2 separate regions of the Homo sapiens genome follow, and region 2 is linked to region 1. Evidence: chromatin loops called from intact Hi-C (ENCODE). Cell type or tissue: B cell. All regions are shown on one strand. Each heading gives the region's core, and the rest is flanking DNA. Links, peaks and the distances in the headings are about the cores only.

Region 1 (15,537 bases), core at 3,346-11,345:
ACATGTCCCCTGGTCATCCAAAGGCTGACAGAGTTTGATATCTTGGCACACTATTTGTAAGGCTCTGCTTTTGTGGAAAGGAAGAGTTGGGGTTTGGTTGGAGCTTTGAATCTTCTTTCTTATTCTTCCTCTGTAGGGTTGCCAACCTAGCAAAAATGGACAAGGTATTGATTTGGGTACTGAACAAGTACCCAAATACTCACTCCATACCTTCCCAACCGTTTCTAGGGGCTCTGAAAACCTGAGTTGCGCAGTACCACTTAGGCTTAACTTAAGCACCCCTTAGAGGAGACCTAAAGTGAAGCTTCTGGCACGTTATTTCCCAAACTGACTGCCCTGTAGAGCAGACCCTCCCTGGCTTACCCACCCAGTTGCAGGAGGGGAAGATGGAACTGAGAGACGGACTTAACTGGGCCTTCCTATGGGAAACCTGAAGCGTGTAGAAGCTTGAAGATCCAGAGAAGGGCTTCTGAGCCGCAAGGCACAGCGATGCCGCCCACCAGCGAGCACAGCTAACTGCTTGTCCTGGGCTCTGACCAGTCGGATAAGTGACTCCTCCCATGGCAGGGAGCTATAAGAGGGTGGAAGTGGGGGGGACAAGGCTTCTCATCCCAGTTGTCCCCAGCAGGAGGAGAGGAGGTAGAAATACCTTCCTGTTCACTGAACTGCTTAAGATTTAACTTGGACGCTATTTTGCCTTAGGAATGAGATAATCACAAGGATTATTCTGGAATTGTTGCTCCCTAGATCTCTAGAAGTGCCGGGTGCCTCTAGACCAGCCATACTCTCCCTTATTCTATTTATTCTATTGTCATCATCTCAAAGTGACCCAAGGATGAAAATTACATGGACTCTATGGGACCTCACTTGATTTGCTGCCAAGAATATTGCCTGGGGATGTCCATTTGTCTCTAAGTAGCTTTTGAAATATTTTCTAAACAGTTGAGTAGTCTTTGTCTTCCTGTGAACCAAGCACAAGGACAGCTCCCCAGTAAAAATCGTTCCTGCTTTGTAAGGGAGGGGGATGTTTGAGGGAATACTGGGCAAATTGCCATAGTGAAAAGCGTGGGGTTCTGGGCTTTAGTGATGGCTCTTAGGCTAGTCACTCTGGGTCATGGTTTTTGCATTTAGGGTGGGAGATTGCCCTGGGTCATCCTTGAGATCCATTCTAGCTCTAACATTCTGTGAGTGATAAAACAAATGGGAAATCCATCACTTATTTTTATTTTGACTTGTTTACAGTTTTTCCTCCTGTCTGTTCCACTCTTTTTGATGACAGGCAAATTCTGTGTTTGTGGGATTTAAAGATTACAAGTGAATTGTCAAAGAGCTGCCTGCACCTTGCTCGGTTGTTCTTTCATTCATTTATTCATTCATTCATCCAAGAAATTTTTACAGATATGCCATGTCAGTGACATTGACCACCTGTGCTGTGTTGTGTGGCATAAAGTAACAGCAATTGATGCAGCCAAAATACTGTGTGAGAATTGACTTTTGAGTAGAGATATTTCCCCTCAAACAAGGCTATCCAATATTTGCAATTCAAAAAAAAGACAAAAGAACAGCTAATTTTGGTCTTACACCTTGTTTGTTTTGAGGGTGTGTCGGAAGTTTGACTTAAGGAAGTCGGCTATTTACAAAACTCTTAAAAAACAATAAAAATAAACATTTATTGTTTTGTAAATTATTTTTTAAAAAAGAACGTAGATTTCTGATTCTTATAACAAGATCTGAGCTATTGTAGGCTCTCCTATTGCAAACAATTGGATCAAATATAACAATAAAGCATTATATATATATGTGTGTGTGGGTATATATATATATATATATATTTTTTTTTTTTTGAAACAAAAAGAGGGAAATCCTCAGTGGCTGTAATTTAAAAGGCAGCTCAAAGCCAGAACTTTAAGTGCATGAGCTAATGTCCTGGTGGCCCAGGGTATGGGTTCTCAATATAGTCTCTAGTGAACAGGGGCTGGGGTTTTGATGCTGATGTTGAGACAAAAGATGTAGTCTTAGAATTGTGTGATATATAGGAGTGGGAACCAAAGCTCCTGCAAAAAACTAGAAACCTGGAAGGGCTGCACATTCCATGAAATGGGCACTAGGTAAGTTTTACCCACAAGCTGAAGGAGGCAGTAGGGAAACTTGATTCTACATGGGACTCAGACAAAAACAAAATATTTCTAAAAAATTCAAGGATGGAAATAATATAAAAACTGGAGGCATATTAGTGAAATCACTGAGATGCCTCGCAGATGCATATAAAAAAACTTTCATCTGGCTCCTTCCACAATTTAGTATGTACAACATGCCTACAGAATAAATAATAACTACTAAATAAGCTCACAATTTAAAAATGTCAAACCACCCAAGAAAATGAGGGAAAGTTAGGAGACATAACGGGCAAAATGAGTATTCCAAGAATCCAAGATAGCAGACAATTTGAAAGAGACTAGAAAATGATTAAAGAGATGAAAAAGACTAGAAACCATTATAAAAGAATAAAATGCCATGACAAAAGAAGGAACAGACTAGAAAGAGAATCAAATAAATTTTCTAGAAATAAAAATTATGATGTGAGAATTAATTAAAAATTCAACTGATGGATTAAATACCAGATAAGACATAGCTGAATAGAAAATTACTGATTTGGGAGGAGACAAAGCTGAGGAAATTCTCAGGAACATAGCATAGAAAGCTAAAGAGTTGGGAAATATGAAAGAAAAAGGTAAGAGATAAAACAAAATATCATGAGAAAGTCCAACATACACCAAATAGTTGGCATGGAAAAATAAAAACAGAGAAAAGAGGCAATATTTGAAGAAATAATAGCTAAGACTTTGTGAAACAAAACTGTTGCAAGAAACATGTATCATTAGATTGAAGAAGCATACTAAATCCCAAGCAAGTTAAATAAAAATAAACAGACATCTAAGCAAAACTTTAGTGAAATTGAAGAACATCAAAGACAAGAGAAAATTATGAAAGCAACCAGAGAGAAAGTACAACATTTAGACTGACAGGGCTCTTTTTTCAGCATTGTTAGAAGTCAGAAGACAACAGAAAATATCTTCGAGTGTTAAGAGATAGTAATAATTACCTCGTACTCAGATAAATGATCATTTAACAGTGAAGGCAAATAAAGACATTTTCAGATAATGGCAGGGAGAGTTTACCACTCACAGACTCTTGCTGAACTGCTAAATCATGTACTTCAATAAGAAAGATATGAGAGACTTGCAGTTTCAGCTCTGACAAGTGGAGTTTTGACACCATTACTCTGATCTTTACAATAAGAAGTAAAGCTGAACAAAAGGAAAATCAACACGTTTTCTTGGCCTAAGTCATAAGAATACAGAGTTACAGCTGAGATCTGCCAGATTAACATGAAACCTTACTTTAGTCCAATTACTTCATGTATCATGTACAACTTTCAACAAAATATTAGGCAAGAAAAAAAAAAGTAAGAAGAGACAAAGTAAGCATCAAAATCAGACTCAGACTTTGGAATTATTAGATAGGTATATATTTTTTTCTTTTGAGACAGGGTCTTGCTCTGTCACCCAAGCTGGAGTACAGTGGCATGATCTCAGCTCACTGTAACCTCAACCTCCCAGGCTCAAGTGATTCTCCCCTCTCAGCCCCCCAAGTAGCTGGGACTACAGGCAGCACCACCACGCCTGGCTAATTTTTGTATTTTTTGTAGAGACCAGGTTTCACCATGTTGCCCAGGCTGGTCTTGAACTCCTGAGCCCAGGTAATCAACCTGCCTTGGCCCCCCAAAGTACTGGAATTACAGGTGTGAGCTACTGCACCTGGCCAAGATAGGGAATTTAAAATGACTATAATTAATATGTTAAGGACTGTAATGGAAAAAGTAAACAACATACATGAATGGATGAGTAATGTAAGCAGAGAGATGAAAATTCTAAGAAAGAATCAAAAGAAAAATAAAAAACACAGTAACAGAAATAAAGACTTTCTTTGCTGGGCTCATCACTAGACTGGACACAGCCAAACCAAGAATTTGGGAGCTTGAAGATATGACAATAGAAACTTTCCCACACTGAAAAGCAAAGAGAAAAAAGAATGAAAAAACAAAACCAGAACAGAACACCTAAGAACTGTGGGATAATTTTAAGAGGCATAGCATATTTATAATTAGGTTGCCGGAAGGAGAAGAGAGAATGAAGAAGAAGAAATATTTGAAATAACAATGGCTGGGAATTTTTCAAAATTAGTGACAGATGCTAACCAAAAATGCAGAAAACTTAGAGAACACCAAAATATCTACATTAGGCATATAATATTCAAAAGCCAGAATATCAAAGACAAAGAGAAAATCTTGAAAGAAGCCAGAGGTAAAAATTACCTTACTTATAGAGAAACAAGAATAAAAATTACAGTGGATTTCTTGTCAGAAACCATGCATACAAGAAGAGAGTGGAGTGACATATTAAAAGTGTTGAAAGAAAAAGTTCACCCACCTAGAATTTTATATCATGGGGAATTATACTTCAAAAGTGAAGGAAAAAATAAAGACTTTCCCAGTTAAACAAAAATGGAGGAAATTCATCACCAGCAGACTTGGTCTAGAAGAAATGTTAAAAGAAGTTCTCCAGAGGAAGGAAAATGATGTAGTTCAGAAACTCAGATCTACATAAGGGAAAGAAGGGAGTTGGAGAAAGAATAAATGAAGGTAAAATAAGACCTTTGATTTTTCTATTCTTAATTGATCTAAAAGGTAACTGTTTGTGTAAAGTAATAATAATAACAATGTATGGAGTGATTTATTACATATGGATAAGTGAAATGATGGCAGCAATGTCCTAAGGGACAGGAATGAGGAACTGGGAATATTCTATTAGAAGGTACATGATTGAAGAGGAATAGTATCATTTGAAGGTGAATTTAGATTAGATATAAACGTATATTGCAGACTCTAGGGAAAGTACTAATACTTAAAAAAAGAAATATAATTGAAATGCTAACAGAAGAGATAAAATGGAATTGTATGACACGTTCAGTTGAAACCAGAGAAGGAAGAAGAGGAGACGTAAAGAAACAAAGAACAAGTTCAACAAGTAGAAAAGTTACAAACGTAGTAGATATGAATCCAATTATATCAATAATCACTTTGAATGTGAATGGTCTAAACATACCATTGAACATATTGAAACCCCGTCTCTACTAAAATGCAAAAAATTAGCTAGGCATGGTGGCATGTGCCTGTAATCCCAGCTACTTGGGAGGCCGAGACAGGAGAATTACTTGAACTTGGGAGGCGGAGGTTGCAGTGAGCCGAGATCTCGCCATTGTGCTCCAGCCTGGCTGAAAGAGCAAGACTCTGTCTCAAAAAAAAAAAAAAAAAAAAAAAGGGAGATGGTCAGAGCATATTAAAAAAACAGAAGGACTCATCCATATGTTGCCTACAAGAAGGATATGAAATACAAAAGGAGAGAATGGGATTTAAGAAGTGATGGTAACCAAATACATAGATAAATGAACAATAATCTAAATAGGTTTGTCCAATAAATAATATCACCTGTAAAAGTAATTCATAGTTTTGGAAGTTTAAAACAAAGTAGGAAAAAAGGCAATAATAATATGTAAGATTGGGAGGAGGCTGATCTAAGTTAAAACATTCTAAGATTTTTGCATTTCATAGGAGGAAGATAGATATATTGATAAACGTTAGGCTGTGTTAGGTCAAGGATGCCAGTGAGCAAATTAAGGATAACAATTAAAGGGTAACCATTATGGTAATAGAATGCATAATGTGCAAACCAGAATAAGCAAAAAGAAATATTTAGAATACTTAGTGGATCCAATAGAAGGTAAGGGAGAAGAAAGGTAAATTAAAAATATAAAATTACACAATAGAGGATAGAAATAAATAAAAATATTTGAGTAGTCTCGATAAATAGATTGGATTTGCAAGATAAATAGAAGACGTGTAAAATAACCAAGACCCAGAAATGTGGTGTTTTTAGTAATTAACCTAAAACAAAATGGTACTGAAAGTTTGCAAGGACTGAGAGAGGAAAATATGGCAATACTAACCAAATAAAATGTGATAGAGTAATCTCATTATCAGATGATATAAACTTTAAGGCCCAAAGTATGCTCAAAGACAAAGAGGATTATTGCTTAATGATAACAAGAACAATTTGTAGGAAAATATAACAATCCTGAACCTGTACGCACTTGGCAACAGAGTCTCTAAATATTTAAAGCAAAAAATGTCAATGAACAAATGAACAAATCCCATGATATTTTGGGGAGACTAAAATGCCCCTCTTGTTAATGAATAAATCAAGCTGACAAAAAATTGGCAGGGATATTTGTAAGTTTTGCACAACATAATTAACAAGCTTAATAGAATAGACACATGAAAGGACAACAATTAGAGAATACTTTGCTTTTTGAACTCCTGGAAGGAATACTTCCATGAATGCCCATTTATCCTGCCCCCTACTTACACCACCCTACCACCCTACTTCCCTACCCCCAAATATGTCTTATAAGGAACTTGTAGAGGAAGTGGAACTGGCTGGCCTATAGAAAAGAAAATTCATGCAGTGGCTCACGCCTGCAATCCCAGCACTTTGGGAGGCCGAGGTGGGCGGATCACGAGGTCAGGAGTTTGAGACCAGCTTGGTCTCGAGATGGTGAAACCCCGTCTCTACTAAAGATACAAAAAATTAGCTGGGCGTGGTGGTGTGTGCCTGTAATCCCAGCTACTTGGGAGGCTGAGGCAGGAGAGTCGCTTGAACCTGGAAGGCGGAGGTTGCAGTGAGCCAAGATTGCAGCATTGCGCTCCAGCCTGGATGAGAGGGCAAGACTCCATCTCAAAAAAAAAAAAAAAAAAAAAAAGAAAACTCAGTGGATATGCAAGAATGTGATCTGATCTCAAAAGGGCTCCTGTGGAGAAGGAACAGAAGCAGACTTCTTCGTAGTTCCAAGGGGCAGACCCAGGATTTAGGTGGAAATTACAGAGAGGCAGCTCTCATCTTAGTTGAAGGAAACCTTCCAAGCAGGCGAGCTGCCTAAATGTGGATTGGGCTGGGAATCTTCTGTCGCTGAGAGTGTCTGGTGTGGGCAGTGAGGCCACTTGGGAGGAAGACTGAGGAGGGGTTTCAAGTGTCAGATTGGGGCTTGGAAGAGGTAACCACCAGGGTCCCTTCCAGCTCTGAGCTTTGGCATTCTGTGACGCATGTGGTTGCATTTCCTCTCTTCTATTTTGGAGAAAAGATGAATTTGTTGATTCTTTCCCAATGTCTTGGCTATGAAACCAAATGGGATGATTTTATTGAAGATCATCACATAGTCCAGCTCAGTGTCAATGCTTTTAAGAAGGTGCAGACCCTTCTTGGGTCAGGGCAACAGAATTGGTGATGTTTTCATTTCAGGCTCACCAAGAGGACAGATAACTTTATCTACCTGTTGGTTACAGTAGTTCAAGGGTTCCTGGCAAGAGCCGGCTCATCAGGATGAGAGCATGCAAGGAAGATTATGACAAACAAGCTTTCAGAAGGAGCTTAGGGACTTAGATGAGTTCTAAATGACAGGTTAATAACGGTCCTATCTGTGTCCATCCATGAGGCTGGAGCTGGGGAATGGAGATTAAGGTCAGTGGAGTCAAAGAGGTGTCGCTTAGGGAGGTCGAGGGTAGGTGAAGATCGTGGTGGGAGGTCCCGAGGAACGGGAAATCTGCCAGGAGGAATGGCCGCATTTCACTAACAGTATGAGGGGATTGGCTTGGGCAGATAATGTGGAATTCTGAGGAGATGCTGTGGTAGGATGGTGTGGTGAGCAATGGCATGGAATTTTGCAGACCCCATGCCTGGCCCAGAAAGGCCTGAGGAGAGGACGGTGGTGTGCTTTCTACTGGGGAGTGCGTCAGGGACCCATGTCTGGAGGACTGCTGGAAGTAGCATAGTGTCATGGTTAAGAGCACAAGCTTCGGAAGCAGCTGCTTGTGACTTTGCAACCTGTTACGTTAGTTTTGAGCTCACGTAATCTCTTGGGAGATTGTGGTAATAAAAGTGAATGTAGGCTTACCTCTGGAGTCTATGTGATTCTTCCTTTATTCCTAGCTTTGAGAACACTGGTTATTATCACATCTCAAACAAATACGAACTTTTCTTCCTTTGTGTACAAAGTTATTATTTCCAATCTACTTGGCTTTACCACTGCTTTATCCTCAGTTTTCTCATAAGTAAAATGGGGATAATAACAATACTTGTGTTGGCCGGGCACGGTGGCTCACGCCTGTAATCCCAGCACTTTAGGAGGCTGAGGCAGGTGGATCATGAGGTCAGGAGATCGAGGCCATCCTGGCTAGCATGGTGAAACCCCGTCTCTACTAAAAATACAAAAAATTAGCCAGGCGTGGTGGCGGGCCCCTGTGGTCCCAGCTGCTTGGGAGGCTGAGGCAGGAGAATGGCGTGAACCCGGAGGCAGAGGTTGCAGTGAGCCGAGATTGTGCCACTGCACTCCAGCCTGGGCGACAGAGCGAGACTCTGTCTCAAAAACAAAACAAAACAAAACAAACAAAAAAACAGCAATACTTGTGTTGTAGGTGGTTGTACTGATTAAACAAAGTTTGACAGAGGGTTCAGCCCATAGTAGGTACTCCAAATGTTCCTTTATTATCATTGTTATTATTATTAAGGAGTGTTCTGCCACATCAGAGGTTCTACAGGGCAGAGAGTCAGGGTCATGGTGGGAAAGGGATCAAGAAAGCTCAGGTGGGTAGGGCTGGGTTGGGCAGGAAAGGAGTTGGAGAGGAGGCAGGAGGGAGTTTGCGCAGGGAGACAAAGTGGCTAAGAATTGTCTTGGTGGGAGGGAATGAGAGACAGACCAGAAGGCCCTATCTGACCTGCAGTGATGGGGCATTTGCACTGGGGAGTTTCTGGGAACTTTTTCTTCCCCAGACTTTCTCTGTTTTTACTGTTTGCTTGGCTACAGATTACACAGGCAAATGAGCCCAGGCTTCCAGGGAAATATTCCATTAAAGCAATCAAAATAACAATTTGTATCACTTTTAGAACTTCTGCCTGAGGAGCTAAGAAATCTTTGTACTAAATTATTAATTCTGGGTTGTACTGTAAGGATCTTCCCCTACAAACAAACAATTTAATATTTCCTTTTTGGTGCAACAGAGGACGAGTTCTCCGGTCTCCCAGATCTGCCTCAAAAGGAGGGAGGAGGTATTTAAACCCAGACTGTGATACTTCTAAGGAAACTGCCTAACAGAATGTGTCCCGTCCCTCTCGGAGGAAGGGATGGACTGTCAGCCTCGGTAACCTTGTTCTCAGGGACACTCGCCGCTCCCACTTATGGTCGGGCTGCACCTGTGCTGGCCACATGGCAAGGCGGTAAGAGCCAGAGCTCTGGAGTCCCTGGTCCTGGAACCTGGCGTGCGTACCTGCTGGCTGTGTGATTGGGATAGTTTGCTCCCCCTCACTCAGCATCAGTTTCTCCATCCACAAGAGGAGGGTAGCCATGCCGATATGCTAGCACAGAGCTGGTGTGAGGCTCCCGTGTGTCTCCAAAGTCTTGGACAGTGCCTGGCACGTGGGAGACGTTCAGAGGATGTTATTTATTATTATTTGCATTCTCAGGGAATGTCTCAGTGATATAGACACGGCTCTGCCTTTCACCAGGGGCAACGGGGGTGGGGTGCACAGAGAGTGTGTGGGGAGGAGGATGAGGAAGAGGGTGCCAGGTAGGGAAGTGGAAAGAGGAAGAAGAGAAAGAACAAAAGCATGGAGACATATGCATATGCGTTCAGTCTGGGAAAGGGAGAGTAGTTTCAGGTGGCCAAAGTGTGAGGTGTGCTGGGGGTGGGGGTGATGGTTTTGGAAATTCTGTTAAAAATATATATATATATGTTCACACACACATATGCGTACAAATATAATATAATGAAACATCATATAATATGTAATACAGTAATGTAATATCTGGACAGTGCATATCCTTAAATACTTTCACTTGAGACCATTTGAGACCAGCCTGGGAAACAGAGCAAGACCCCATCTCTACAAAAAAACTAAAAGTTAGCCAAGCGTGATAGCTACTCGGGAGGCTGAGGTGGGAGGATCACTTGAGCCCAGGAGTTCAAGGCTGTAGTGAGCCATGATCATGCCACTGGACTCCAGCCTGGGTGACAGAGTGAGACCCTGACTTTAAAAAAATAAAAAATAAATAAACAAATGAATACGTAAAATTTCAGGAAACTGAGGAAATGGTACTTGATCCAAAGCAAGGTTTAAAATTTTTACATTGCATTAGCCTGACAGGACATTTATGGTAGGTTTGGAGCCACAGTGTAATTTTTCATCTTTTAAACATCAGGGCTTGTCACTTTGGATGTTGGAGTATGAGGATCAGTGATGGGCCTGATGGTGCTGCCTCTGGAGCTGCCAGGAAGGGGAACGTTGCTTCCATAAGGGACATCATTTTAGGAACAGGCATATTTATTTATATGGGCTCCTCTGAATAAATTCATTTATGAATAGAATCTGGATGTCAAATTATAGCACATGGAATAAATCTGGAGAAATCCTGTGATATATGTGCCCTGGGGGCAGCACTATTCACTGTTATCCTTTTTCTGGGCTTCTGATCCTGTTTAGAATGGGTTTTTGGGATTTGGAAAAAGTAATCACTTCCCTCCTGTTTTGGCCCTGCACGTGGCTGAGTCATCATTTTACACTGTGGCTTGGGGGTTAGGAGCAAAGGAGCGGGAAGCAGCCATGGGGCTTTCCAAGTTGGTTGGGCCCTGCCTGCTGGTGGTTGGTAAAGAAGTTGCCTCAACTGTCTCCTGGGGATGCTTCCAGGCCAGCTCACCAGTGGATTTCAAGTAACTCAAAATGGACTTAAACCGCAAAGTGTCCTGGTGACCGTAACCTATCTCTAGCACGTAGTTTTCCCTTCCATTACTGGTAGTCAGAAAGCGCATCTATGCTGTGGGGCAAAACAACTCAGACATGTTCACACATGGCCTTGAGAGACAAACCTCTCATTGCTTTGGAGAAGCTTAGCTACAGGAAAATCTTACAGGACAACTGACATTGGTCATTAGATTCCCCTCATGGGCAGATTTGAGGTCAAAATTTCCAGAGGTTTCAACCTGATGAATGTGGCCCAGGTTTTGGCTGGTTGTGGGGAATCTTATTTTCCAGCACTACACACTGAGGTCAGCTGCTCGGGTTTCTCTTGATCTCTCAGTGGTTCCCATGAAAAGTTCCCTGATTTACAAATTCGAGCTGTCCATCTGTGCACCGGGAGAAACACACGGAAATGCTCGAGGCAGCGCTGCTTGGCATTGCGGAGTTCCTGAAGCTCAGGGGCAGCTGGGCCATGGCCCCTCTGCGAGCCTCAGGGAGTCACTTCCTGATGGAGCACTGCATCCTGACGGAGCACTCCTCAGGGAGTCGCTTCCTGATGGAGCACTGCATCCTGACAGAGCACTCCTCAGGGAGTCGCTTCCTGATGGAGCACTGCATCCTGACGGAGCACTCCTCAGGGAGTCGCTTCCTGATGGAGCACTGCAGAGTTTCCTGCGTGCTGTTCCTTTAGGGGGAGGTATATGTGTGCATCTTGGTGTAGAGAACTCAAAGCTGAACACTTTCTAGCCCCTGACCATGCTGTTTTGTAACAATAGAGTACAAATGATGTGCCAGGCACTGATCTGGGCAGTTTGCCTGTATTAACTCATTAAATTCTCTCAACAGCCCTGTGAGGCGGAGACTTTATTTTAATTTTACAGAAAAGGAAACTGAAGAACAAAATAGTTAAGTAACTTTTCCAAGGCCTGCAGCTGGTAAGTTGTGCTGCTGGGATTTGAAGAGCAGCTTCTCTATCTCATTCAAAGAGTGGCCCAAACAATTGGACCGGCTGATCCAATTTGCCAGAAACAATGGCTGTGGATCAAGCATTCTAAAATAATAGTTACTATTTTTAGGATCTGTTTCTTGTGTTAAACAGATCTATAAATAGCAATGCCCTTTGATAGGTTACTTGATTTGGTTATCTTGGCATAGATGTCATCTTGGAAGGTATGGGTACAGTGGCTTACACCTGTCATCCCAGCACTGTGGGAGGCCAATGTGGGAAGATCACTTGAACCCAGGAGTTTGAGACAGCCTGGGTAACATAGTAAGACCTCATCCCTACAAAAAATTGAAAAATTAGCTGGGCATGGTGGCTCATGCCTGTAGTCCCAGCTACTAGGGAGGCTGAGGCAGGAGGACTGATTGAGTCCAGTAAGTGGAGGCTGCACTGAGTCATGATTGTGCCACTGTACTTCAGCCCTCCCTGGGTGAGAGTGTGAGACCCTGTTTCAAACAAACAAACAAAAAACTAAAAAAAAAAAGACAGTTGTCCAAAGGGAGTTTTGTTTTTTACCATAAAGACAGGAATGTGGCTGTACCTGTCCCAAATATCTTCCAGTTCATAGCCTTTGTGACTGTGTTATACAGAGAGGAACTTTGGCGTCTCCGTCATCTATAGATCTGTGCGTTGGAGGTCTGTGATTGTTGCTACAGCAGTCTTCTGAGGGGATTCCTGTCCCTGTCTGTGGGTAGTTGCAAGGCTCACTCTGCGTGGCTTCAGGCCTGGGTTCCTGTCAGGTCACTGAGCTTTCACATGAGGGTGTCAGTACCACTTCCAGCTCGGTCTGTGTTTAACCATAGGCACAGAGCAGCATCCCTCCGGTCCCCGGTTAGAAATAAAAATGCTTGGAGAACATTTAATTTATGTCCCTTTCATTTATTTTAAAATCATTACCGGATAAAGCCATTCAATTGGGTAACTGCCCCACCAGTGTGGTCCCCTTAGAGTTATACTGAACCCATATGGAGACACCCTAAGAAATCACGTTTGAAAACCACCCCTGGATCTGAAGCGCATTCGGCACTTTCTCAGCTTGCTCTTTAGGGGGGTTTTGGGGAGAAATTCCACCTGGTTTGAGAGTTAGTCAGAAAACCTCTGAGTAATGGGCGGTCTGCATCTCATGGACTCTGTGAGGTCGTGAACCAGCTTCCCTTCTCCAGCTGGCAGTGGGGAGGGCCTCATGCAGTCCTTCCTGGAGTGAGATTAAAAGCCTCCAGCCTCATCTCCTGGCTTTGAGGATGTGGAGAGCATGGTGGTTGAGAGTGGGCACTAGGGCCAGGCTGTCTGGGTGCCGTCCTGGCTCCATCACCTACCAGCTGCACGATTCGGGCAGGTTATTTGCCCTTGCTAAGTCACAGTTTCTTCATCTAAAAAATGGGGATAATGAGTGCTTGCCTTATAGGGCTGTTAGAGGTTTCAATGAGGTCCCTGTGACATGTGGCACATGTTGACATGAGCGTGCCCCATGTGTTTGTTGTTGGGTCCAATTATTATTATTTTTTAATCAGCTTTTATTTTTTTGAGACAGCGTCTCTTTTTGTCACCCAGGCTGGAGTGCAGTGGTGCAATCATAGTTCACTGTAACCTTGAACTCCGGGGCACAAGCAATCTTCCTGCGTCAGCCTTCTGAGCAGGTGGGACTACAGGTGTGCACCAAAGTACCTGGCTGATTTTTTATTTTTGTAGGGATGGAGTCTTGCTATGTTGTCCAGGCTGGTCTCAAACTCCTGGCCTCCAGTGATCCTCCTGCCTCAGCCTCCCAAGTCCCTGAGATTACAGGTGTGAGCCACTGAGCCCAGCTCTAGTCACTTATTGGGTCCATTTTATGTTTTCCCTTTTTCTGTCCTTTCTTCCCTCCATACCTCCATATATTTTTTACATCCTTGTGAGCTGCTTATATCTTTTCTGGAAAGTAGTGAGGTATGAAAAAATGAGTGATTAATACAGTTAATTAATATAACAATGGCTTATAGGTGTAGGTTCTTTGGAACCTACGCCTATTCTTCTCAAAGTCTTTCATGTGTCTTTTCTGATTTTATTACAAAAATTCTCTTGCAACATTAATTTACCCAGAATTCTTACACAGTGATCCTTAGGCCTTCTTTTCTGGTATTAAGTAGCTTGCAAATATGTAGCTGTGTGTGTGTGTGTGTGTGTGTGTGTGTGTGTGTGTGTATGTTGAACTAATCCACAAATACTCAGCAATATCTTTAGGAGAGCTGAAGTTAGCAAGTAAGATCAGCTTTATTGTACTGTGAAGATCTGATTTTCGAAAGTAACGTGGGGTGTGTAAAACTCCAGTCTCGTGTCCTAGAGGCCAAGCATAGCCATTTGAAATGAGGAATAGGAAAGAATGGGGAAACAGATTGGAGCCACCACCTATGGGATGCTAGGAGCCAGACAGGTAGGCACTGAGGAGACTTGGGGATGCCAGACTCCCCATCTTTGCCTGGGCTCCCCCTTGGCCTGCACCCACCTCAAGGCAATGTGCCTGGGGAGGCAAACCTGATGGACCCGTAAGTCAAGGTGATTCTGGCCACATCCCAGGGAATGGGAAGAAAAGAACGTGAAGCAATGGAGATGGGGGACGGTGGGACTGAGATGGAGAATAGCTGGATTTGGCAGGGCTAGGGTGGGCCTGCACTGGAGGAGGGTAAGCACAAGGACATAGCAGGCCCTGGGTAGGGAAACTGAGAGCTGGGTGCAGAGAAGGAGAGCGGGAAGACAAGGGTCAGCGGGTGTTACGCTCCATGGTTAAAGGCTGAGGCACTTGCAGCCTTGTAGGGTAGCGTCAGCAGTGCTGAAGGCCGTTGCCCGGCCACCAGGCCCTGCCCTTTCATGGCACTGCTCCTCCTGGGCTCACTCTCTTGCAGGCAAAAGCCAGGCCCCACAACCTCTAGCAACTCCTCTGCTAAAAGCTCTGCTTCCAACATCAGCACTTGTAGCTACATAACCTAGGTTAAAATTTTATTAATGGCGTGATCATGGGAAAGTCACTTCATCTCTCTGTGCCTCAGTTTCTGCATCTGCAAAAAGGAAGAAGAATGAGAACCACACCCCTCTGGTAGAGGCAGAACAAAGCCCAGTATGAAAGCTGTGTCAGCAGCTGAGCACGACTCTTACAACAGAGCAGGGACTTGCACACGTCCCACCCCTGGGTCCTCCTCAAGCCCACCTAGCACATGGAGGGGGACTCTGTGTGTAAAAGGTGCTGTGAAATTACCTGACTGCTTTCACATCTGTGGCCTTGTTTGATCACTGTGAACGCTTCTGTGATATGAAGGCAAGCAGACGCTATGATTCCCATTTTGCCTGTGAAGCAAGTGTAAGCCAGGGAAATGCATTTTCTTTGCTCTTCCTAACTCCAAGTGTTGCTTTTCCTGAGACCTGGGCTCTGATTTGAGGCCTCCTGTCTTACAACAGTGTCCCCTTGATCAAGTCTTTCCCCTTCAGCTTCCATCTGAAAATTGAGGGGATGGGAATGGGGATACCCCAAATCCCTTCAGCTCAGACGCTGCCTAGAGTTATAGGCCTGACCTAGGAGGCCTGGGTCCTTTCCCTGAGCCAAGGAGAGGGTCAGGCTCCTGGACACGCAGGTGGGCACACGAGTTCATGTTTCAGCCATCA
Region 2 (15,537 bases), core at 3,154-11,153, 45 kb after region 1:
GACCATACCTGGGTAGGGTGGGAGGATCCTGTGGTCCCACTACTCACTTCACAGCTGGGGAGGCTGAGGACAAGAGAGGGAAGTGACCTGCTCAAGGCCACATTTAGTGAGTGAGAGCTGGAGCCCCAGTTCTAGCTCCCCCAGGGCCCTGGCTTCCACAGCCTACTGCCATTATATGATGAAATGGACTAAAAAAATCCCAGTTCAAATTTCCTGAAGGCGTCTCTTTCAGTGTGCAGTTGAGAATGTCAGCAGGGAAGCCAGATTACCAGAGCTGGAAGCCCACTTCACCGTATTCTAGCTGGGTGATCTCAGGCAAGTTACTAATTTCTGGGCCCAAGTTTCCCATCTGTAAAATGGGCCAGCACTAGAGTTTTCTCACAGCTTCTGGCAAGGATTATATGAGCGGACCTTGCAGAGTGCTTAGCACAGTGCTTGGCAGGTGGTAAACACCCCATAAATGGTAGTTATTACTATGTGTCTGGGCTCTTGTCCAGAGTCCCTTATCTCTGCCCTGGGGGCATAAGACAAAGAGACATTTGCCCAGCGACAGCTCTCTACGTGGGGATGCTCTCCGAAGGGTCCTGATCCCGCAGAAATCCTCAGAAGGTGGTGGAGTCTTGGAGACCCCGTCAGGATGTCTGGCTGAAGGGCAGGGGTGGAGAGCTCTGAATTTTTTCCACTTGTTTAGAGTCCCAGTGTCTATCATTGGAAGCAGGGACATCCACTGTGTGTTTGGGGATTTTGGGGAAACAGTAAACACTGCATGGGGTTGCTTTCAGCCTGTGAACCCACGGACTCCAGACCTGGGGCGTCTCAAGGGCTGGGGAGCCCAGGCTGGTTTCGGCTGCGTGGTGGAGACCCTCTGCTGGGCTGAGTGGCTTTGGGGTTTTCCTCCTCAGGAAATATGTTCTGCCTCCTCTGTCACAATCCCCTCTGGCGGGGTGCCAGGCAGCTCTGAACAGCGATTTGTTCATTTTTCCATGGGGCATGCCTCCTTTGACCCATTTTTATGAGCCTTTTTGAGGCTCATGAGATGCAGTGAAATACCTCTTCTCTCAGAGTGAAATCATAATGAATAATGAAAGCAAAAATACAAGAACACCTTATGTATCCAGGCTGCCAAAAGGCGCTGTAAAAAATTACAACAAGAGCTACAGTGCAGGATGATACCCTGCAACTGAGTGTCGGCCACGGGGCCGTCCTCGGAATTCCATGGAAGATGCTGGGCTGGCTATCAGAGTTGTTCTGTGGGCCGGGCGTGTGGCTCATGCCTGTAATTCCAGCACTTCCGGAGGTCAAGGCGGGAGGACCACTTGAGCCCAGGAGTTCGAGACTAGCCTGGGCAACATAGGGAGACCCCCCCGATCTCAAAAAAAAAAAAAGTTGTTTTGTGCATTGGAAAGGAGATAATATCAGTAGTTACAGCTTATTGGGCTCTCGCTCTGTGCCAGGCCGGGAGTACCATGGTGCCCCTGGTGGACAGTCCCTGCCCTCACTGGGCTTACTTGTGGGGCAGAACCAGGCAATTTACAGTAAACACAGAATAAATTTGCAATGTAATTTTACCAGGGCATGTGCTCTGAAGAAAATAAGTGGGAGAGAAGAGAGAGACTCAGGGAGTGGTGCCCAGCTGGGGGGATCTCTGTAAAATGGTGGTGTTTGATCTGAGATCTAAATGTTGAGAAGCTTTGTGGGGAGCTCGGGGAAAGGCATTCTGGCAGAAATTACAGCTTCAGCCTTTTAAATGTACAAATGAATGAACGAATGAATGAATGACATGCATATCCTAAAGGATGAGGCAGGTTTCTCAGTTGTTTCTCTGCTGCCAGCCAGGCTCAGCCCATAAATCAGGCTTCGAGGGCTCTTGGAGTTAGAGGAAAGCATAGAGGTCCGGCGGCCTGACTCTTCACACAGCGCGGGGTCAGTTCCACATCAGGGCTTGGTCACCTCTGGTATTGGGGATTTCACTACCTCAAAGGCGAAGTCTCTTCCAGCGGTATTTACCCAAAGCTGTTCTCAGTTGAAGTGATTTCCTTTCCCACTGTCAGGCCAGAAGCTGAGGTATCTACAAAGTCCAGGCGGGCATCTATGCTTTGAACTCATAGACCAGGCACTGCCCAACACACCCCTTAGCCTGGCGTGTGCCCCCGAGGTCCAGCCCAAAGGTGCTTTGATTTGCATAGAGTTTTTTAAACTTAAAAAAAAATTAGTCCTAACATTTTAACAACCAGAGGAGATACACCCCAATGTCCATCCGTGGAGACCTTGTTATATACAGAATAGCTCATCCACACAATGGAGTGGGAAAGAACGAGGAAGCTCTTTATATCCTCATAGGGGATGTAAATAATGTATCTTTGAGATATATTATTTATGAAAAAAGCAAGGTAAAGAATAGTGTATACAGCATGCTGCCTTTGCGTAAAAAAGGGACAATGGGAATGCATATTTATGTTTGTGAGAATTAAAGAAACTCTGGAAGGGTACTCAGGACTTAACCATGTTTAGGCAGAGGGTGTGGGGAGAACACTTTTTACTGAGCGGTGTTTACATTTTGATTTTTTGAACCTTATCAACATATCGGCTATCAAAAAGTTAAATTTAAAAGTGCCTTAAAAATCAGGAGATTTAACATTAAGAGGGTGGATTGCTTGAGCTGAAGAGTTCAAGACCAGCCTGAGCAACATGGTGAAACCCCGTCTCTACAAAAATCTACAAAAATTAGCTGGATGTGGTGGTGCGTGCCCATAGTCCCAGCTGCTTGGGAGGCTGGGGCAGGAGGATCACCTGAGCCCAGGAGGTCAAGGCTGCAGTGAGCCATGATCGTGCCACTGCACTCCAGCCTGGGCAAAGGATCGAAACCCTATATCTAAAAAAAAAAAAAAAAAAAAAAAATTAAAATGTCTAGCTTCTCTTGGAAAAAAAGTAAGACTCGGCCACCTTGGGTCTACATTCCCAAGTGGCCACACTTGGGGAGAGTTGAGAAGTGGTTGCCCCCTGTAGCTAAAGCAGCAGGCTCCTGTTTACCCCACACCCCACCTGGCAGCTTCATCCACTTACCTTACCTGCTGGCCCCTGTGGGCATTGGGTTTTCAACCCTGTTCTAACCCAGTCACCCCATCCTTCCTGTGTCCTCTTACCTTCATTCCTGCCCAACAGAAACCCCTCTCTCAAGCCAGGAAGGGCAGCCCACAGGCTCTCCAGCCAGCCTTACCTGTCCCTGACTTCAGGCCTCTGCTCAAGCTATTCTACCTGCCTGGGATGGCTTTCCCCAGTATCAGCTCAGTGTGCAAACCACCCGCTGGGAAGGGCCTGGAATAGCGAGTGCAAAGTTCTCAAGAATGTGCAGCAACACAGCGTTTCATCCCAGTGCAATGACATCCGCTCTCTCCAGACTCAATGTTGTGGGCCCTTTGCAGTAGCAGTGGCTGCAGAGTGAAAACTCCATATCCAAATTGGACTCTCCCCAGAGATGCAGGGCTATTTGCATTCCAGAACGATTTGGGGGTGAATTCTATTGAAATTTGAAGTATTTGCTTTTTCACTGGTAAATAGACTCACAATTATAGATTCTTGGATTCCTAGAAACCTAGAATTTTGGAATCTTAGTGTTTGGAAGGCTACTCAGAGGTTCAGAGGTGCCAGAGGTCCGATCATTTTAAAGCCGAAATGAAACTCAAGCATCTTCGTAATTAAAATGCACGTAGAAGAAAAATATGATTTGCTTTCAGGTTAGCACAATGTTCCCAAGAAATATTTGTTGAATAAAATGAATTAATATTTGTGTAAAGTGTAGCATCAATTAAAAAAATAATTTCAGTGGAAAGTACTCCAGTTGTTTCTGACCTTATATTTATAGGATAAAAAATAAATGAAGCTGGACAGCCCTTCTGCTAATGGTCTCATAGATTTTTATACCTGTGAGTGGCTTGGGAGCCGACCCTTCCAAAGAGCCTTCAAGCAGGTCTCTGGGCCTCCAGCATCCAGCCCACCCTGCTGTGATCCATCTTCCTAAAATAGCGATTTCATTAGCTTGTTCTTGTGGTCAGAGATCCCCACTGCCTTGTCATTGTCTGGAGGAGAAAAAGTGCAAAGGATAGCACCTGGGCAATTTGCAGAGCTTCTGCCATTCATCACCCATTCACTCATCTCTCCATTAAAACTGAACTCCTCCTTCATGTCAGACATCAGCCTAGTCTAAGTCCTGAGGGTTTTAGAATTCCTGCCCTCAGCCAACTCACAGTCTGATGGGGGAGGCAAACATGGATACATGTATGCAGCAAAGCAAAACAAAACAAAAATGAAAAAGAAAGAGAAATATTGTGGGAGAAGCCAAGTGCTTTTGACAGCATGAAGGAAGGGACAGTTGCTTCTCTCTGTGGGGTCTGGGGAAGGTTTTATGGGGAAGCAACATCTAAGCTGCTCCAGGGAAGCCATCCACTCTTGGCTTCTCTTTGGTTTAATCTCTCACCATTCTCTTAAAAAAAAAAAAGTCTTCTTTTTTTTTTTTTGAAACAGGGTCTTACCCTGTGGCCCAGGCTGGAGTGCAGCGGTGTGATCATGGCTCACTGTACCCTTGTCCTCCCAGCCTCAAGGGATCCTCCCACCTCAGCCTTTCAAGTAGCTGGGACTACAGGTGCACGCCACTATGCTGGCTAATTTTTGTATTTTTTGTAGAGACAGCGTTTTGCCATGTTGCCCAAGCTGGTCTCAAACTCCTGGGCTCGAGCAATCCTCCCACCTTGACCTCCCAAAGTGAATAATTCCTTTTTAATTGCAAAGTAATACATGTTCACTGTAAAATAAATTCAAATGGCACAGAAGTATGTACAGCAATCTGTCCCCACGTCTCCTCAGTCTATTCCTAATCCATTCTGTAGATGTCATCAGAGTTGGCGATTTGGTATGTGTTCTTCCAGAACCTTTGCTGTGCATAAAGAAACATGTCAGGATGTACACATACAGTTTATTTCCTATAAATGGGTTCAAACTCTCTGCATTGTTGTTTAATTTTTTTAAGGTTATTCATGTTTTAAGGACACCCTAGCTGTCGGTAAGTAAAGAGCTTCCACCCTGTCTGATGAACTGGACGAACCAGCATGGACTTTTTCCCTAGCAGTGTGGCTGAACAGCCCCGATCCTCAGGGCTAGGGGGCGAATCTCTCTCAGTATTTGATACACGGGGCTTCAGACAGAGGTGAACAGGCCCAAGAAGGGCAGAGGACAGGGCACCTTGGCATCCACAGGAGGCCCAGGGCTGTTGGCATAGAGACAGCTGACTTGGAGCCTGGCTATGGCCTCCCCCATGCTATGCGGGGAGGGAGGCTGCCAGGAGGACAAGGGGAAGCCACGGGGAGGAAGCTTTAGTTTAGTGAGAAGAAGCACTTCTGAGCAGTTTGAACTCTCTGAAAGCTGAATAGGCTGCCTCAGGAGATAATAACAATGATAGCTAATGTTTAATAATAAGCATTTGTTATGTACTTTGGTTCATTTAATCTTCTACTCTTTAAAACACAGGCACTATTTTGGTCCCAAGTAATAGTTAAAGAAACCTGTGAGTTCACACAGCTTGTAACTGGAGGTATGGTTTTCTCCTAACTCCTCTACGGTCCTGCTTCCCTTGGTACCAAGCCCCTCAAGCAGAGCCCTTTTCCGCTCACTGTAGCACAGAGAGGCTGGCGCCCACTGGGGTCTGGGAAACTGATCAAACGTGCAGTCCTGTGTGCAGATGCTGGATCAGACTGCCTGGCTTTGAATCCCAGCTCTGCCACTTATGAATTGGTGACCTCGGTTTCTCAACATGTGTGTATGTATGTGTGCACACCTCAGTCTCCTCATCTATAAAATGGGGATAGAACTCACTATGTAGATGAAGTGAGTGGATAACTTGCAAAGCACTAAAAGCCCTGCCTGGGCTTCTTACATGCGGCTTTGAAAATCTGGAGCTCGGGAAAACAACCTGAGTCAGGGAGTCAGACTTAGGGGTCCCCAGCAGAGGGGCTGGTGGGAGAGCTTGCGGGGGGATCTGTCCAGCGTGGAGCAGGCCTGACGGCTGCCTGTCTTGGATGTTCCATTGACCTCCTGCAGTTTCCAGTTGCGGCTGTAACAAATTACCCCAATCCCAGGGGCTAAAACAATGCAAATGTATTATTGTAAAGTTCTGGAGGTCAGAAGTCCTAAAATCAAAGAGTGGTGGGCTGTGTTCCTTCTGGAAGCCCTGGGGTAAAATTCGTTTCCTTGCCTTTTCCAGCTTCTAGAGGACACACAAATTCCTTGGCTCATGGCCCCTTCCTCCATCTTCAAAGCCAGCAGAGTAGCATCTTCTCTCCTCCTTGGCCTCTGCTTCTGCTGCCACATCTTCTGTCTGTGACTCTGACCCCCTTGCCCCTGTTTCTAAAATCTCTTGTGGTTACATTGGGCTCACCTGGGTGATCCACACGCTCTCCACATCGCAAATACCTCAATTTAATCACATCTGCAAAGTCCCTTTTGCCATGTAAGGTCACATAGTCACAGGTTCTGGGAATTAGGATGTAGACATCCTGGGGTGGGGGGTGGATTATTCTTCTGTCTACCACATCTCCAGGGCCAAATATAAAAGCCTCCTTGAGCACCGTGTGTCCTGTAGTTCCCCTGGATGACCCATCATCTGTGAGGGCACTGGGCACCTCTTTTGCTCCGTTTCTGCCTGTTCTTTCTCCACTCTCTCTGTGAGCACTGGCTGGTTCTCACTCTGTCTCCTCCATCTGCCCCAGTGTTGAGATAATTTGTGCCCTCCCTAGAGTCAAGAGACTTTGGAATATAGGTGCTGGATAAACCCTAGGGATCACCAGGTGCAATTCCATCATTGAACAGATGGGGAGGCTGAGACTGAGAACTCAAGTTCTCCCAAAGTCAGACACCTCTGGAGCCCATATCCCTTGACTCCTATTCTAGTGCTCTTTCCTCCATGTGGAACTCAGCCTTTGTCCTTGCAGAGTGGGTCTTTTTTTTCCCTCTCCTATCCTCCTTTCTCAGCCTGGTTGATCCACTGCCCTCTATCTGCCTATCTATGAAGCTGCCCAGTGGAACCTTTATCCAGGCCCGTCTTTTTGCCATCTTTCAACTCAGCCATGCGGAGTCCCTGACTCCAAGCCTTTGGTCTTGCTGGTTCCTGTACTTCGGGTGCTTCTGTCATTTGCCCAGAGGTGGCGGCAGTCTGCTGTGAAAGGGAGAGAGGGGCCTGATTTGGAGTCAGGCTCACAGGTCTTCATCCCAGCTCTGCCATAACTCCTGGTAACTTTGAGAATTCCCTTCCCCTCTCTGAACCTCAGTTTTGCCGTCTGCCCAGTGGGAATTATAAATCCTGGCTCATTCTTCCCTTACGGGACTATGGTGAAGTGCACATGAAAGAAAGTGTGTGACAATGGCCCAGAAGCTGTAAGGGGCTGGGCCCTTTCTTGTGAGCTCATGGAGAGCCGGCCACCTTGACTGTGCCAGGGGTCCGGCCTCCCCGGCAGGAAAGTGAAGATGAGCTGGTCCAGGACTTTGCCTGTGAAAGGATCTCACAACACTGCTGAGGGATTTAAGAACCAGCAGGCCTGACAGTCCCTGCCCATGTGCCTTCAGTGCATGTCTCCTTGGAGCACTCCCCAAGTGCTGCCTCCTCTAGGAAGCCCTCCTCAATTACCCTACAGTCAGAAGTCATATTGCCCTTGATCAGCCCACCATTATGCCTGTTAGCCCATTGTGCCTTGATTTATAATTCTTTGTGTCCAGCCTAACTTTCTTCTTAGTCTACAAGATTCTGAATTGTCTCTGCCTTCTCCAGCACAGCCTAGTATGGGACTTGGAATATAGTATGTACTCAGGAAGTGTTTATTGAATGAATGAATGGATGAATTAATAAACCAACGAGCTGTCTGCTATGATTGGTCGTTACTAATCACGCAGCACTCCACCCTTCTAGGTCATTGTCAAGGTTATTGACATGATTCACACACTCACATACATATCTTTGATTAGCATAAAGTCACATTTGAATTCAAGATATTATCATAATTATTATTTCTTCCCAAATGCATTAGCTTCTACTAGTCTGCTGCCTTTTTTTTTTCTTGGCCAAGTTCACAGCTCAGGAAAAAAATCTCTCTCTAATTTATCTCTATTAGCTTTTATTTTCATTATCTGTGAGGCCATAGAACTTCTACTCCCACCCTGAGATCATCTATAAATGTTTAGTAAGGTTGTTTCTGGCATGAATGCTTAGGGGCACCTGCTGCCTGTCTGGATGAACCCATCCAGAGAAGTGTTTGCCTTTTCAGACCCATTAGTTCCTTTCGTATGCCTCTGTGAACCCAGGTTCAAGATGGGGTCACATGCCCATGTTAAGGATAGTGTGGCCCAGCAGCCTATTTAGGGGGCTGGTGTGTAGGATAGGGGACTAGGGAGCTCTTCCCCCAGAGTTGGTTTCAATCCTGAACAGCTAGAGAGGCAGGCCCAAGCTAGGGTCCCATGAGCCAAGAGTCACCAGCAGGAGTGATAGCTGATGCTCCCATCCACTCCCTCTGCACCATGCATTGTTCTAAGCCCTTGACTTATTAATAGCTTGTCTAATCTGCATAACAACCCTTTGTGGGAGTCACTCTTCTCATCCTCATTTCACTGGTGCAGTAACTGAGGCACAGAGAAGCATAGAAACTTGCTCAAGGTCACACAGCTTGTAAGTGGTGTAGCCAGGTTTTAAATGCCGGCAGTCAGACTCCACAGACCACACACTTGACCTCTAAGCCACACTATTCTCATAAAGCCTGGTGAGTCATGGCAGCCTGGAAGTGTGCCAGAGGAAGTCTGAGTTGGACAGACCCCTATCTGAAGAACAGAGCTGATAGGTGGATTTCAGGCCACGTGTAGGGGCCGGGACTGATGGGGCTTCTTGGGTGATATCTGATTGAAGGGTAGTGGGTTGACTCACCCCTGAAAAGCTGGCATCCCCTTAGGTCAGCCTCCTGCTCAGACAGACCTCATGCAGCCTGACCAGGCCTTAGCAGGTCCTGGGTGAAGGTTTGGTGAGTGGATGGGCAGACACAGCAGGTATGATTGCTCCTTCTTTCTTGGGAAACATGCTGTGTATTCTTTCATGTTCCTGCCTGGGCCAGGCCACCTGGACATGCCCCAGCAGCCTCAGGGCTCTCAGCCCCTGCTGTGCAGCCTCCCAGCCCTCAGGCTGTGTGTTGTCCATTGTGGGGAGCCCTGTGCTTCAAGAAACTCCCCACCTAGACCAAAGCTTTCTTCTGTTCTTTTGCTTTCAAGCAAAAAATAAAAGCATAAGAAAGATAATTGTCATTACTTAAAAACAAATATTTTAGAGATGGGGTCTCACTCTGTTGCCCAGGTTGGTCTCAAATTCCTGGGCTCAAGTGATGCTCCCACCTCAGCCTCCTGAGTAGCCGGGACCACATATGTGAGCCACCCTTCCCAGCCAACTGCTTTTCTTAAACAGACTTTCTTCCTCCTTCCTTGGTCTGGGAGAGAGAAGGCCAAGTGCCAGGGTAAGGATCATGCCACTTAGGTCTGGTTCTCTTCAGGAACAAGTCGTGAAGTCCCCAGTTCTTCACACCTGCACCCCATGGAGTTCCTGCTTTCTTATCCTCCATTGCCCGGCCTGCCTGAGAGGAGGAAGGATGCCAAGTGCTGGTGGTGAGGGGTGGGGAACCTCGGCCCAGGTCCCGGGGCAGGCCAGCAGGTGTGATCCAGGTGACTGGATTTGGGGGAAGGGGAGGGGTGAAGCCAGAGGCTGCACTTAGGGCTCTGGGCAGCTACTCTTTTCTAGCTGGATTGGCAGCCTTATGGGGTCTTTCACAACCACTAATATCAGCCCCGAATGTTATAGTTGCTCAAAAGGTGTTGCCCAAAAGAAAACCATGGTTGGCACAAATAGCCGTCTGTGCCAGTGTGGGTGGGGGTAGATTTCAAACAGATACCTGTGGCTTCATTATTTTAAAATCCGTCTTGTGCTAATGAGGCTGATGGAATAAAAGGCCCTGGTGAAACCCAGCCTAAGGCCATGGAGCCAGGGTGTGGCTTCCCATGCCCCCAACACTCCCCACTCGGATCCTGCAGCCTATTTTGGCCCCTCTCCACCTGGGCTTCAGGGCCTCTCTAAGGGCTGGGCCCATCAGTGGCCTAGTTTCTCTGTGGCCTGAGCACACTTCCAGCAGGGACAGGCTCTGCCCACGGCACCCTCCCGGATGAATCCCTTCTTTGACCTTTGTAATTATTCCTGTTCAATCTTCCTTCGTGTTTTCTTCCTCCTCCCTTTTTGAGGTGCTCAACTCCTGCACTCTCTCCAGTGTATTAAGGATGTGAGTGAAATTGATGACTGGGATGTCTCAGGTCTTTATGATGATGAATGACTTTCACTGCCAAAGCTTTTATTGTCTGTGATTTGGGAAGAAGGGGGAACTGATATATCAAGGCTGCCTGTCAGACCATTTAATACAGTTATAAATCCTGACGTCACTAACTGGTGGTCAGGAGCTGGAGAATTCCACCGCCACCGCTTTGCCGAGCCTTTATGGATTTTCTTCTTTCTCTCACCTTTCTTTGCTTGACTATCACAATTGTGTTTTGGGAGGGGGGATAGGGACAGCTAGATAGTGAATTTAAAAATCACAGGGACACCCTGGTCTAGGGAGGGGATGGGAGCCCTCCCTCACCCTTACTCTAAAAGAAGCAGCAGATAGAAGGCCTTTCATTCTAATGTGAGCAAGGAAATTGTTTGGTGAGACAAGCCCTGAAAGTATGCTAATGCCTTCTTTGCATGTGCACCACTCTCTACAGTTTACTAAGTGATTTTACATCTGTTATTTTTCAGATCCTCCTACCATCTTGGGAGGGCAGCAGGGAAAGACTTGACCCTCGTTTTACAGAAGAGGAAGCTGAGGCTCAGCAAGGCGATGTTCCTTGGCCAGGGTTATGCCACCTGGGCTGGTGACAGGAGCTCCCTGGGGTGAAGCAACAGAGCATCACCATTAGGTGTTTAGGGCGTGGGGTCGGACAGCGCTGGGCTCCAATCCCAGACCCCCCTACCTTTTAGCGGCTGACCCTGGGAAGGACACTTACATTTTCTGATACGCCATTTCCTCACCTGGAAGTGAGGCTAACACTCTCCTCATTGGGTTGTTCTGAGGGTTGTTCTAGGGTTAAATGAAATCATGCACGTGGGTTTCTAAGCTAGGCTCTTGGCTCATCAAAAGTGCTCAGTAAATGTTTTTAAAAGGTGAAATGATAAGGAGAGGCATGTGACAGATGTCACAGGTGCACAACGGGGGCCACTTCCCGAGGCTGGGTGGGAGGGCTTCCTGAGGGAGGTGACACTTGAGCACACGGAAATGAGCAGGAATTAACCAGGCTGGGGAAACAGGTGAGGGAAGAGCATTCCAGGCAGAAGGAACAGCATGATAAAGGATGAGTGAAGAAAGCAGCTGGAGATGAGGGAGGGCCCAGGTCCCTGAGGCTGCCAAAGACCTGGGGGCAGACCTTGCAGGTGCTGGGAGCCCTGAGGAGAGTCGACTCTCCAGGGGAATCTCTGTGGGGTCTTGACAGAGGGTGGAGGTAAGGAGGATGAGACTCGCAGGAAGACCTGACCTGACCCAGGTGGCTGTAAAAGCCCAGGAGAGAACGGATGAGGACCTGAACCCAGGCTGTGGAAAGGGGGATGGAGGAAACATTTTGAGGGGTGGAACTGGCAATAGTCACTTGTGAGGAACAGGTGGGCGGCCATCAACGATGCTCCCCTGGTTGGAGTCTGGGGGACCCGGGAGATAATGGAGCCAGTGGCTGAGATGAAGACCATGGAAGAGGAGCTGGTTTGAATATTTAACTTTGGGGTACCCCAGGGACACTCAGGTGGAATGTGCAGAGGCAGTGGGGGCGGGGTCAGGACTGGGGGCATGGACACAGGTGGTGGGAGGATGTGAGTCACTCAGTTGAGAGCTTTAGACAAGGACGATGGGGAGGAGCAGAGCTGGAGAGGGACTCTGGGAAACCAGGGTGGCTGAGGAGGAGGACGCCATGGAGGAGGACGCCATGGAGAAGCCCGGAGTGGGGGAGTGAGTGGTGATTGACACTCCCGCCACAGATGCGCTCCATCTTGGAGGCTGTAGCAGTCACAGGACTTCACTGTAAACAACAGAATTCTCTCTGGCTTGTTAAGCAGAAAAGGGATTTTCTAAGGATGTTAAGATGCTCAGGGTCTCCAAGAGGGCCACAGAACCAGGTTTGGAGGCTTCCCAGTCAGGCATAAGGCCTGGCCCATGCTGCAGGACTACTCTGTGAAGCGGCCATGCTGTCGCCTGTGGACGCAGACCCTTTGGTTCACACAACCGTCGCTGGACACCGGATGTCACCACTAGGACCTCCGCCTCAGCAGATGGACTCCATGTGGTGCCTGCTTCTTTGTGTCATCAGCTTCTGAATTAAAGACTCACACGCACGTGTCTACTTGGGGGACCCAAAAATATGCCTGCACCCTCACGCAAGGGAGGCTGGGAAATCACGTCTCTGACTTTGGCCTCAAGAAGCCTGAACTCTTAAAGTGGAAAATGCCCCAAACAAAAGAAGGATGTTCGATGATGTCAGGCAGCCAAAAATATTTGAAGATTTAGAGAGTGAGCAGAGAGATCCAAGGTAACAAGGCTGGAAAGAATCCATTGGCTTTGGTAGTTAGGAGGGCCTTGTTCTTCCAGCCAGTTATCTCCCATAGCCCATCCATTTCCACAGGATTTGAGGCAGCATTAAATGAAAGCCCAAGGGAATCTGCACATGGCCAGAAACCACCTGAAGAAAGGACGAAATGGTTGCACTGGATTTGGGATGGGGGTTGTGGCAGTGGAGCCCTGAAGCTCCAGGAAAGCCATAGTGAGGAGAGGAGGCTGGATCAGGAGGCCATGGGGTGGGGGCTGTCCTTCAGGACTTGAGTGACTTGCAGAGGATGCCTGGACTGGGGAAAAAGTAAGGGAGAAGAATGAAGCAAGGACCTGGTGGCCCGGCCCCAACCCTGTAGTCCTGGGGGTTGGCTGGCAGGCATTTCCCTTTGGCTAGCCCTTGGGTAGTTTCTGGGCTTTGGCTGGTGGCTTTTCTCAGTGGAGAGGTTGGAAAGTAACACCGATTGGGCTCAAAAAAAAAGCCTCCTGTCCTTATGGGCACAAAATCCCTAGCACTGAGCGCAGGCTGGGCTCAGAGGAGTGGCCTGGGAGATGTTTTCTGAGTGAAAGAAAGAATGAGCCTAGGCATTTGTTTAGCTTCAGCTCTGCGCCAAACATCGTGATGGGTACCACAGGGAAACAGAAGTGAGCAGGACATAGTACCTGCACCAGAAGGGTTAGGTCTAGTGTCTTCTACTAGACAGCTGTCCCAGCAGTCTGACATGTGCTGGGCTGTGGAGCAGCATGGCTCTGAGAGCACTGAAGAAGGAGCATGGGACTGTGGGGGACAGGACCAGGGCATCTGGGGGGTCTTTCACAGGAGATGATATTGGTGGCATTTGCCTGGCGCCTGCCAGGACTCTGCGGCAACATTTGCTAAGGCATGGAGGCGAGTTGGGGGAAAGCAAGCCATTTAGGGCTGTGGTGCTGGTGGGGGTGCTGGAACCTATACCACCCCAGTAGAGATGCTTGGGAAAAGGCAGGAGGAGAGGGCATGAGGGGTCTGGACTTCATCCAGAGGTGATGGGGAGCCAAGGAGTGCAGGGTCCCATGGATCAGAGGTGGCTGGAGCCAGGCAGGGGTTCAGCTGGGCTGCGGTGGCGATGGGTGTCTGCAGTGCGGCTGGAGTTGGCTGTGGATGACACCCCCAGACTCTGCCCCAGGGGTGTTAGTGGGAGAGGCTGGGCCAGTGGGTGCCAGGATGTCCGGGCCAGGCCTTCTTGCCCAGGGCCGCCCCCAGAGCCTGCTGGGTGCCCTCATTATGCCCCCTCATGTGGCGAGGAGAGCCGGGAGCTGCAATCAAGACGCCGGGTGCCTCCTGCTGGTGTTCGGAGAGCGGGCAAACCACATGAGATCCCATCTCGCGCATAATGTGCATCCGAGGACAAAATTAGATTGAGAAGTAAATGGAGCCGAAAATTTCCAAAGCATTTCCCGTCAAGAAGCTGTTTGATTGCATGTTTTAATTCTCCTAGTCCTCCTGCCCGGTGAGCTTCAATTTGGTGGGGATGGCTGGGGCAGAAGGAGCCTGTGATGGGAGGGGTTGCTGGGGTTCTGGGGCCCGGAGACCAGAGGGAAGAAGAGAGGCCCTTTACACATGTGAATGCAGACCCCACGTGCCTCCTTCTCCAGGTGATGTGGCTCAGACCTCAGACAACCCTGTGAAGATAGTGCCACTAGCCCCAATTTGTAGACAAGAAAACTGAGGAGCAGAAATTAACCTGCCTGAGGCCGCATAAATAATATGCAGTTGGCTGGGCTGGGCTGGCAAGCACTGGCCTGTGGAACTTTAAAACTAAAGCTCGTGCTGAGTTGGATTACACGTTTGAATGTTCTATTTTCTTTCTTTTCTTTTGTTTTAACCAGAAGACTGCCTTGTTCCTCTTTCTCATTCTCTTTCCTTCCCTCTTTCCATCCTCCATTTCCAAACCCAGGAACAAACCATGGGAGGCAGAGCAAGGGGCATGGTTCCCATTTTCAGGATTGTAAAGCAAGGCTCATCGAGGCACAGGCATTTGCTGGTAGCACAGAAGGAAAAAGTTAGAGTCAAATTCTGTGAAGTCGGATTTCTGTGTGTGTTGCCCCTGACCAGTAGGCTCAAGGATGGCTCAGCCCTATCTCCCGGGCTCCAGGGACACGGCTGACTTTGGCCAAGTCTGCAGAGCCCAAGAAGATGCTGGCATTCTTAGATCTACTCACAAAAGAAAGTGTTGTAATTCTCGTCATCAGGGACATGAGCGCCCTGGACTACTGGAAGAAAATTGAGCATCAGTTTCTTGAGCTTGAGAGGTGTTCTGTGAAGACAGAGGGAAGGGCAGGAAAGCAACAGAGAAAACCTGGGAAAGGAAACCTGGATCAGGATCCATGCTGGGTCCAGGACCCAAACCTGGCTGTGCACAGCCCTCTGGGCAAGACCCTGCCCTTGCAGGAGTTTCTTCTTCTCACCTGCAGAATAGGCATTTAGTGATTTTTTTTTTTTAGCAACTGTTAAGGTTTTGTTTTTTTCTTGCTTGTGTGTGTATGTGTGTGTGTGTTTGAAGAAACCTTTATTCAGATGAATCTTCCTGGGAAGCCTGATGTAAACTAGTTAGAAGTGAGGTTCACTGGTTGAAAGAATGGGAGCTCCAGAGGTCCCTGAGGTCCCCCTGGAGGCTCATGGGAACAGATCGACCCCTCCCCCAAACTGGTTGAACTTTAGCATCCTTCGAGCTCCGGTGCTCCCTGATTCCACAGCGGTTTTCCAGCCAGCGTGAAGGCCGCTCACAGTCGCATGTCCTCTGCTAAGCCCAGCTCGGTTCCTACCTCTGGGCCCACAGCCCTCACACCTTACCCACAGCTGCTGCCTGGA

Evidence for each region. Hi-C counts contacts between places; a loop is a spot of excess contacts. Peaks named below come from ENCODE experiments on the same cell type or tissue, not always from the same donor. Only the 100,000 strongest peaks of a DNase experiment are listed, where the experiment ranks them.
Region 2: it touches region 1 in a loop (2.2-fold over the local background); 2 of 110 quality-filtered maps call a loop at or near these places.

The regions. Positions count from the first base shown.
Region 1 is chr9:36,942,078-36,957,614 of GRCh38, reverse strand. The region is part of intron 6 of PAX5 (paired box 5); the gene reads left to right. Among named protein-coding and RNA genes, the nearest start is that of MIR4476, 56 kb to the right of the region's middle. RefSeq lists an enhancer at 9,432-9,956. In B cell, for the core only: no CTCF peak of the experiment used is centred there; DNase peaks (open chromatin) are centred at 6,531 and 7,974; H3K27ac peaks cover 7,781 bases.
Region 2 is chr9:36,897,176-36,912,712 of GRCh38, reverse strand. All of the region lies in intron 7 of PAX5 (paired box 5), which reads left to right. Among named protein-coding and RNA genes, the nearest start is that of MIR4476, 11 kb to the right of the region's middle. RefSeq lists an enhancer at 11,629-12,129. In B cell, for the core only: no CTCF peak of the experiment used is centred there; no DNase peak of the experiment used is centred there; H3K27ac peaks cover 4,466 bases.